2 separate regions of the Homo sapiens genome follow, and region 1 is linked to region 2. Evidence: chromatin loops called from intact Hi-C (ENCODE). Cell type or tissue: tibial artery. All regions are shown on one strand. Each heading gives the region's core, and the rest is flanking DNA. Links, peaks and the distances in the headings are about the cores only.

The links. Hi-C counts contacts between places; a loop is a spot of excess contacts. Peaks named below come from ENCODE experiments on the same cell type or tissue, not always from the same donor. Only the 100,000 strongest peaks of a DNase experiment are listed, where the experiment ranks them.
Region 1: a loop joins it to region 2, with 9 times the contacts of the local background. A loop is called at or near these places in 63 of 110 quality-filtered maps.

Annotation. Positions count from the first base shown.
Region 1 is chrX:138,126,151-138,131,535 of GRCh38, forward strand. No RefSeq gene overlaps it. Among named protein-coding and RNA genes, the nearest start is that of MIR504, 540 kb to the right of the region's middle. In tibial artery, for the core only: no CTCF peak of the experiment used is centred there; a DNase peak (open chromatin) is centred at 2,201.
Region 2 is chrX:138,742,541-138,747,925 of GRCh38, forward strand. It overlaps a transcript of FGF13 not described here. Among named protein-coding and RNA genes, the nearest start is that of FGF13-AS1, 33 kb to the left of the region's middle. In tibial artery, for the core only: a CTCF peak has its summit at 2,915 (motif pointing left); no DNase peak of the experiment used is centred there.

The DNA of each region.
Region 1 (5,385 bases), core at 300-5,299, 620 kb before region 2:
AATGTAGCTGTTTTAATTAAGCCAATACTATCAAATTGGTCTTGCTTATCAAAAAATCAGACAAACAAAGATCATTCCAAGCAAAGACTAATCAAAGATCAGTCTTGCTTATCAAAAAATCACACAAACAAAAAGATCATTTTTGTCTGGGTTTATGGTGTTATAAACTTCATGTCAAACCCTGATACCTTAAAATATCTAGTAAAGGCAAATATAAAACTTATCTAATTAGTATACCCAGACAAAAATGTGTGCTGACAATTCTGAAGACATTATTTTTATTTTACCAATAATTTTAAAGCCAGTTTTATTTATTAAAGATCACTAAATTCACATGAACTTGAAAGACATTTGGATTTCTTTATTTTATGAGTGCTCATTTACTTGTAAGCCAATTTGTGATTATGCTAAACACAACATCTAATACATGTGCGTAGAGATAAACACATTTAAACACGTATACACACATACACACATATTCAATAGCTTTTCCCTCAGAACTCTAGCCACGAGACAGCATCACAAACTCACTATTTTACAAATGACAGCTGGACCCAAATTACTTCTGACAAAATTGGGACCTCTTCACATGATTAAAATTTGTTTGCCTTATAGGTAATCCAATGAAGGCTATGGTCCAACATTTTGGGTGAAACGGTTTCCATAGCAGTTTTATTCTAAAAAAAACCTCTTTTATCCTTTCTTTCCCCACAGTTTCAACTGAGTTTTTGATGTTTACATTTTAGCTAGAACTGGCTGAACTGTATAAGAAAAACAAAATCTCCGGTGGCCTTGAGTTGGAAGTACCATAAACAGTGAGTTTTATCTCAACATAGTAGCTTAATAACAGAAGATTCAAAGCAGATAGAAAAGGGAATAAAGAGAGAATTAGAGGGAAAGCTTTAGAAAAATCGACTTAACTATAGTTGCAGGTTAACCATTTGAGCTCTGATTTTACTTTTGCTGTAATTTGCCCATGCATTTAAAAATGTACAGAGGAAAGGGCCAGAATAGTTAACAAGCTGGAGTCCTAGAAAACCTGGGATGCCTTTGAACTTCTGCAGGAGTTACTACCTTTTTTCCTTTCCTGCTCTAATAATTTCTCAGTAGCCGGCCTTATTGCAACAACAAGGTATTGACTCTCCTATCATACTTTAATATTTTAACTTTCTGCAATATTTCCTCAATCCCCACCAGCATTTTCCGAATGTCCCTGTACTCACATGGTGGCTCAAAACGGTTGAGCATCTGGGCAACTCCACCACACATGCATATTGCCAACCACCCCGGGATTCCCTCAGCAGAGACCCCTTCTTGACTCATCATTTGATCTCTCATATCCTGTCCGCGATGCCAACTGTTACAAGAAAAATGTGAGACTGCAACCTCCCTCCCCCCGCAAAAAAATTTGGAAAGGAACTGAGAGACCGAAGAATGACTCAGAAAAGTCCAGCTTGATGAGTAGATGAGTTTATTAGGATTTACATACAGGGCACTCCTGTGTAGACGCAGGACAGCTCTAGAGATGTGTGCTGTCTCCCATTTCTAAACTGCTTTTAAGCTAATTTTCTGGCTCTTTTCCTAATGTGTTTGGACACTGAGACTTTTTTTCTTGTTAGGCTCTCAGATCCTCTGTGGAATGTATGGGTTCTCAGGACACCTGCTCTTGGATTGTTTTACTGCATTCCTTGAACTGGATTTCAATTTCCTCTTCAATCTCAATGAGCACATCCTTGCCATCCAGATTCTGAATTCTGTGTCTGTCATTTAAGTCATTTCAGACTGGTTAAGAACCATTGCTGGGGAGCTAGTGAACTTGTTTGGAGGTAAGGGGACACTGGTGTTTTTAATTACCAGAGTTCTTATGCTGATTCTTTCTCACCTGGAAGGGTTTGTGTTCCTTTAACTGGTGTGTAATTTGAATATAGTCACTTGGCTTTGTTTCTGGATGTATTCACAGGGCCAGCACTCTGTACACAGTCTTCATCTGGGGCTGAATTCTTGCCCTTATTTTCACAGGGAGGGTGTACTTGCAATTTATTTTGGATGTTGTAGTTTGCGCTATGATCCAGTAGATGGCGCTTAGGATTAATGGCCCATAGATAGGCTCTTAGCTGCGTGTCTCCTTTGTGTTAATACTTCCTGGCATTTGCAGCTCTGCTCTGCGCTGCATGAGGAAGACCGATGCCCCCCTCTTACCAGGTCCACTCCTGGGCCTTGGGGGGGCTGCCTCTTGTCACTGGCACTGTATTCACATTTCTTTTATTAGGTGTTCTGGGCTATCAGGCTCCCTTGAGTGGAGGCCACCACAGGGAGATAGGCCACACTCTCCATACTGGCCCTGTGTAGGGTGTCTCACCCTGCTCCCGTGCCAGTGCATGAAACTGCGTGTGTCACCCTTCTCAGTGTTCTGAGAGTGTGGCTCCTCCTTCACTGAAGTGCCAGCCACAAATCTTGGCTCCGCACTCTCAAGCTGTATGCAGCAGCCCTGGGGCATGGGTACCTGCCCATGGCTCCATCCTCTCGACCTTTGGCATCAGGTTTTGGGTGTACTGGGAGGTCTGAGAACAGGCCACTGGGAACATCCTCAGGTACAGCAAGGAACCAAGGCCAGGCATCAGAGACTGTGCCATGCACATGTTCCTGTGGGGCAGCCAAGCAGTGGCTCTTGGAAGGGCTCGTGGCAGGGGGGCGTGCAGAACAGATGTGCCCCAGTACCACAGGGAAGACGGCCCCACTTTCTCCAGGTCCAGCATTCAACTGGGTCTAGAGCTTTTTGGAAGGAGATGTAGAGCCCTGTGGGGGTGTGTTCCTATGGCTGCCCCGTGCACAAAGGTCTCTGGTTCCATGCTGGCTAAAGCCCTGACTCTGCCTACTCTCTGAGAACATCCCTCTGCCAGCTCAAATATCCATGGGGGACATGGGGTTCCCTGCAGCTAGGATCCCAGAGGGCCACAGTGAGAGTAGGGAGTCCCATAGTCTTTTCACTAACCCCTTCCCCAGGAGCCATTTGGGGCTGGGAAGTAGCCCTAGCATGTGGGTACCCCTCACAAGGCTCCCAGCTTCCTCCCTATTAAGCCGCAGTGTCTGTGTGGCTTTTGCATCAACTATTGTCATTTTCTCTCTGAAGAGCTATTCAAATTATGTTGGTTTACTCAATTTCTGTCTTTCTCGGTGGGAGCAGTGCTTCCTGGCTACTTCTAGTCAGTCATCTCATTCCTCTCTCCAGAAATTATTTGTTTTCTTTCCTTTCTCTTCTCTCTTTCTGGGAGTCCCATAAATTAGGCTACTTCGGGTATTTCCAGACTCACTGATGGTCTTTTTAGTTTTAAAATACACTGTTCAAGTAGATATCATAGAAGCAGAGAGTAGAATAGTGGTTACCAGGTGCTGGGGAGGGCTGGAGGAAAGAGGTATGGGGAGACATTGGTCAACGGTTATAAAGTTAGGAGGAATAAGTTCTGGTGTTCTATTGCAGTAGGGTGACTGTAATTAACAATAATGTATTGTATATTTCCAAACAGCTAGAAGAGAGAATTTTGAATGTTCTCAACATAAAAAATAATAAATGTGTGAGGTGACAGATTTGCTAATTATCTTGATTTGATCATTACACAATGTATACATGTATCAAAACATCACATTGTACTCCATAAATATGTGCAGTTATTATTTGTCAACTACAAATAAAATATAACTTTTCAAAAGTTCTTGGTAATTCAGAGAAAAAATACATTTTTCCCCATGTATTTCATTTCGGATAGTTTCTATTATTCTGTCCTTGAGTTTACTGATTTTTTTTCTGCTCTTAATTTTATCCAGTGTATTTTTAATCTCAGACACTGTGTCCTTTTATCCCTAGAGGTTGGGTTTGAGTGTCTTTTAAATTGCTCACATTTCTACTTAACTTTTTGAATGCATGGAACACAGTTATAACTGTTGTAATATTATTGTCTTCTATTTTTTAACATTTGGGTGAGTTTTGGTTTCAATTATTTAATTATCCTCATTATGCGTAGCTTTTTTTTTTTTTTTTTTTTTTGCTACTTTCGATGCTTGGTAATCTTTGACTGGAGGCCAGATATTGTTAATTTTACTTTGTTAGTTGCTGAATATTTTTCTATTTCTATAAATCTTCTTAAGCTTTGTTTTGGGATACAGTTAAGTGACTTGAAAAGTGTGGACCCTTTACATGTTGCTTTTTTAATTTTTTTGGTGGATCCAGAGAATTTTTCCATGTAGAGCTAATTACTTATCATTACTGAGGCTAGACCTTTCTGTGTACTCTATCCAATGACCTGTAAATTATGAATCTTCCAGTCTGGTTTGTGGGAACATTCACTATTCCCAGTCTTATGTAACTGCGAGACACTGCTCCCTTTAATTCTATCAGATGGCTCTCTCCCGCTATGGACTGAATTGTGTCATTCCAAAGTTCATATGTTGAAGCCATAATGTGACTGTATTTGGAGGTAGAACTTACAGATGCCTAATAAGTTTAAATGAGGGTATAAGTGTGTGGGGTTCTATTCTGATAGAATTGGCGGCTTTATAAAAAGAGGAAAACATTCTCTCTCTCTCTCTCTCTCTCTGCCCCTCTCTGTCTCTCTCTTTCTCTCTCTCTCCCCCCTTTTCTCTCTCTCTCTCTTCCCCTCTCTGTCTCTCTCTTTCTCTCTCTCTCCCCCCCTTTCTCTCTCTCTCTCTTCCCCTCTCTCTCTTTCTGCATGCACTAAGAAAGCATCATGTGAGAGCACAGCAAAAAGGTTACTGTCTGAAAGCCAGTAGGTGACCATCCCCAGAAACTAACCCTGCCAGATCTTGATCTGGGACTTCTAGCTTCCAGAAATGTGAGAAATAAATTTCTGTTGTTTAAGCTGCCTGTATTTCAGTAACTTGTTATGCAAGCTCTGGCTGGCTAATTCATCCCCCTAGCCCTTGATAACTTCCTCACATGCGTGCTCTGCTGAATACTTGAGGAGGACTCTCTTTAATCTCCAGGACTCTTTCTCTGTATAGCTCTCTCTTCTTTGGCTATCATGGGAACTCTAGCAGCTATGGACTCCCTGGGCTCTCAGTTCTGTTTCCTTAACTCAAAGGGTTTTCCAGGCTCTGCCTATGTTTCGTTTTTTTTTTTTTTTTTTTTTTTGCTCTACAGCCTGGAAATTCTCTCAAGACAACAAATTGGTTTATCATAAGGCTCACTTTATTTGTTTTCCATCTCTTCCATTGTCTTTCATTATTTGATGTTTCTGGTGTCTTGAATACCATTGTTTCATATACTTCCACGTTTTTTTTTTTAATTGCTTCATGTGGGCAGGTAAATATGGTTCTTGTTACTTCATCTTGGCTTGAAGAAATTATCTTCTTTTCTCTAAGGTTTTGATT
Region 2 (5,385 bases), core at 319-5,318:
GGTCATGATCTATCATCTGTTCCTACAGGCAGAGTCCAACTAAACAGAAGGTGACAAATCCAGTTAAATTTTTGGCTACTGGCCTTTAATTCCAGCCCAAGGAGTTACAGATCTCCAAGCTTTCACTGCATTGCGGTCAAGCAGCACAAGTAAGCTTCCTGCCTTCCTGGAGGCCTCAATCAATACTCTGCCCTCTTCTTAAAGCCTAGACACATCGAAGGCAATAATGCCTGAGATTTAATCATTTCCTATTAAAATGCAAAGCTCTTGTCTCCAGGCCCCCTTGACAGTTTAATTGTTTTAAAATGTCTGCAGAAGCCGCTGTAAACAGATTTGTAGTACGTTGTTTACTTGCTGTGCCACCGCAGCCTCTTGGCTAATTAATGAGCATTTTGCTGCAAATTGGGCCTCTTGTATGCACTGATCCCTCACCTTGGGAAGAATTGATGGAAAGGAGGAATTTATGGGAGTAAGGACAGATATATTTTTCATTTAAAAAATACTGAGTACCCATGAGTTGAAATCTAATATCCACACAAAAACCTGCACGCTAATGTTTATAGCAGCTTTATTCATAGTTGCCAAAACTTAGAAGCAACCAAGATGTCCTTCAGTAGGTGAATGAATAAGTAAACTGTGGTACATCGAGACAATGGCATAAAAGAGGGCTAAAAGAGATGAGCTATCAAGCCATGAAAATACATAGAACTTTAAGTGCATATTACTAAGTGAAAGAAGCCAATCTGAAAAGGTTACTCCATGTGACTCCAACTGTATGACATTCTGGAAAAGGCAAAACTATGGAGGCAGTAAAAGGATCAGTGGTTGCCAGGGGTTGGTGGGGAAGGAGGGATGAATTAGAGGAGCACAGAGGATTTTTTCAGCAGTGAAACTCCTCTGTATGATACTATAATGGCCTTTTATACATTTGTCCAAACCCAGACAATGTACAGCACCAAGAGCAAGCCCTTATGTAATCTATGGACTTTCGGTGATAAGGGCATGTCAATATAGGTTCATCAATTGTAACAAATGTACCACTCCAGTGGGTGGATATTTCTAGTGGGGAGGCCATCCAGGGAATCACAGGGTATATGTCAACTCTGTACCTTATGATCAGTTATGCTATGAACCTAAAACTGCTCTAAAAATAAAGTCTATTTTTAAAACTTGTACTGGGTACCTAATATATTCCAGGAGTACGTTCTCTCTGATCTTCACGACAACCCTAGAAGGTTTTGTTTAGTTTTTTTCATTTTTGTTTTTGTTTTTGCCTATGTGGAAACTCACTAAGAGAGGTGAAGTTTTTTGTTCAAGGTCACAGAGATGGCAATTTGGAATACTATCAGGGGATTCAAAAGCTTGCTTAGTGGTTAACGTGGATACCCTTGATGGTTTCTCTCAACCCAGAGCTTTCAAGATTTTGTGTTCCTCCTCCTCCTCCTCCATAAAATGTTCTTCAGTGAATCCAATTGCTTGAAGTCTATCGCAATTGCCCAAGTCACTCATTTCCTACAATACTAAAGAGTTCCAGGAAGGAGGGGAAATGCCACACAGGAAGCTCTCCAACCACAGTTAGAAGGTTGGAAACCTTCATTCCTGTCAACCACTATGTACTGTGCTTCCTTTCATTTTCACTGAGGGTAACAGGGGCAGACAGAACAGCCAGGAAGATTCCTGCCCTCCTGCATGAACACAAGAGTCAGCTTCAAATAACAACCCATGAACTATACTAACCCACAGTGCAAATCCTAGTCAAGCACCATTGAGGCCCTGATGTATGGAAGGCATAGGTAAAGACTATTATATACCTCCAAATACCATCTATTTGATTATTTTGATATCATGGCCACAATCATGCAAAAACAGGTGGTGGGACTGGGGTGATAATTATTTCTTTATTGGGCTTTTATAAGAATTAAATGAGATATTTATATAAAGTCCTCAGCACAGTGCGTGGCATTTCGTAAGCAGTCAATGGAAGTTAGTCCTCTTACTTTACCCTTAGTCTCTTCTTGCCCATTCACTTGTCTCTCTTGTAACCTCATCATTATCCTGCTTGACATTTTTTGGCAGCATTTTTGTGAAAACAGATCAATAAGGAAGCAATCCACAAACATTAACTGAGTCCTTACAATGTATCAGGACCTTTGTCATGTGCAGGAGTTATAAATATGGAAAACACACACATACACACAGAGCCCAGGGGTTAAAGGAACGAGTCTAAATGGGAAGACATACATGAGTACAGTTCAAAAATATTACTCAGAATCCAAGGCCATCAAAATATGCTGAAGGTAGAAACTGGAGATGAGATGTTGAAGACAAGATTTGATTTGCTTAAGCCACTGGTTACACAAAGTACAACTTTCCCAAATATTGACTGTGTTATGTGTGCTGCCCATCATGGTTTCATAAGAAACAAATCTAAACAAGTGTACACAGCTGGTACTACTATATCTACGTGTTATTACTGACAAGAGCTGACTGATATCTCTGACACCTGGATGAGTCTTCCTCTAAAATGGTCTATCCTATACGAGAGTTAAAAGCAGCATAGTGCATGCTTTTATTCTGTTCAGTTGTGTTTCTGACATCATACTACATAACATCTAAATCTGTCAATGAACAAATTCCAGATATACCACAAATCATACATCTTTAAACTTGATGCCTGAACCTTTTAAAGGAGTTAGGGGTATGTGTGTGAGTGTGAATCTTATTAGTAGGAAGCCTTGTCCGAGGCATACATAATTTTCTGGCAACGGTGGAGAGTTATTCCATTCTTGCACAATTGTATACAATGCAGGGAAAATAAAAAAGTTACTTGGTTTGTGCAGTTCCTCTCTCTCTCTGAGGAAGAATAAGAGAATGGCCTCGTATGTGTTCATAGCACCCCCTTGTGGAGAAATAACGTATTTCAGTTGCATGCTAATCCTCCCAACAACAAGGCACCAACCCCGGCTTCAACAATTTCTTTTTCCTCTCAGGAGTTTCATGGAAAGATAAATTAAATATTTAGATTTTTCCAGGTTAGCATCTCGCGACAATAGGGACAAAACAAATCAAATTACAATCCTTATTCATTTCATTTATCTTGAAGATTCTCTTGGCCAATTTCAAAATTAATGTCAAATTCTTACTCTATTTCAGGAAAACTTCCTTTCCATTCTTTTATTCAGCAAACATTTCCTGGGTTCCCATTATGGATTAGGCCTGTTCTGGGTGTTTGAGACACGAGAATAAATAATCCCAAGTCCCTGCTGGGGAAGGAGCTTGTCTGGAGATGAGAGATACCTGCAGAAGGCAATCAGTGCCATCTTAAAGAATATAAGGCTCTGAGGCTGTACCAGGCCTGGCAAGACTCAGAGAAGGTGAGAGGGAACCAGAAAAACTTCACACAGCAGGTGATAGTTGAACTGAGCATTGAAAATTGAACAGCTGTTCCCAAGGCAGATGAGGTTGGTGAGGGAGAATATTTAGAAGTGTGAAATTACCTGAAACTAAACAGGACACAGCTGAAACTGGAAGTTGTTTGGCATGTCCACAGACTAAGGGGTGAGATTTGGCACAGAGGAGAGGGTTTGGGAGGTACACACTGAAGAAATAGGCAGGGAATAATTTAGGAAGCCAGTTTAAGGAGTTTGGATTTATCTCAATGGTGACTAGGTTTTACACCAGAAAGGAATCAAATGACATTCAGAAAGGTGACCTGGGCTGCAGAGTGGAGAATATGAGGGGGAAAGAGGAAGATAGGATATAGGGAGCTCTCTTAAGAGACACAGGTGACAGTGATGAGGATCTAAGTTAGCACCTCGTTGTGAGGATGAAGACTGGAGTTGTAGGTTCCCTACCAGAACCTAGATCATTGTCTATAAAAAAAAAAATAGTTCTATTGACCACAGAGCTATTTCCTAAAAGTAATTGGCTCTTGCAGGAGGGGGCAGAAAGAGACTATTTCAAATAGCTATCTAAGGTACTCTTTGATTTGACCAACACAATGCAGATGGACCTCACCACCTCCCTAGATTCACCCGGAAGCAACAGAGAAAAGTAGTGAAAAGCAGGGACCCTAGAGCCACAAGGGCATAGACTGGAGTCCTGTGCTCTTCTGCTTATGCTAAGCTATGCTTCATTGGGCTTGTCTCCTCAGATTTTTGAAACTCAGTTTCCTGCTCTGTAAAGTGGATCCAAAAATTCTGTCTATCTCATAGGTTGGTTGTAAGAACTCGAATAATGTATGCAAAGCACTTATCACAGTGCCCAGCATACAGTAAGCAGTGGGGTGGTTTCCTTCTTATTATTCTTCCTTGGCCAGTGTGGCCAGGCAAATTAGCCTTTTGTAAGATGGCTAGTATGCAAGTCCCTTAGTATCTCCCTAGGGCACTCTACCCTGGGCTGTAAGCAAAGCCTCTATTTGAAAGGTATCAAGTGATTTCATCTGTTTCCCTCGTAACCAGGGCAGACTCTAAGCTCCCTGATAGAGTTAGGAACAAACCAGGTTCTGACACTCCCAAGGGCCTGATCTGTGTGCCCACCAATTCTCATCAGAAAGAATGGAACCTGGAAACAAGGCTGACAACAGAATCCTATGGAAATTCTAAGTCAGTCAAGAAAAAGGCATGCTAACAGGAGAAGGCAGCCCAGCCAAGATAGGAGGCCAAACGAATTTGGCATTACTGGGGGCCAATGTGTAGGTGGCTCAGGGAGGGAGAGAGCAGGGTAGGCCTGGAGGAATTATTTGAGTCAAAGTGCATCTCACAGCAATCGCTTTTTTCATGATTTTCTTCATTGTTACCCTTCCTAAAAGAGAGTCTTGGAGAATAATAATCTGATCAAGATTCTCTGACTGAAAAGGTCCTGTGATCAGTGAGTTTGTGAAAGACTGCACAGCACACCAAACTATTGGTAATTAGTATTATGTATTTGGCTTGCTAAAGGTTCAACTAAAGCCTACGGTAAATAAATCTATTTTATGTGAGAAACTCCGGAATAAACATACTAATTTGCCTTCAGAATCCTTTATTTCCCACAGTAGCTACTAAGGTCCCTTAATAATAGCATTGAGTGAAAAACACTTCAAGGGCACGCCAGGCTGATGTCTCCTGGGCACAGGCCTCTTTAGCCAGGACTGACAGAATCACTCAGAAAGGCCCTTCTTCATGGCCTCTCAAAGGTCTTAATCTCAGTTGGCACTGTATTCTCAACCCATCTATCAGATGGCCAGAGCGGGATGAGGTCATAAAGTTTCCAAGGATGAGGCCATCTCCACTGCTTCTAGTATTTTTGGTTCTCTTCTAGGCAAGGGTTCTTTGAGGGAGCTTTTGGAGGCCTGGTACCTTGGAAATGGTAAAATTAAAGTCCTTGAAGACGTCCGCTTGACCT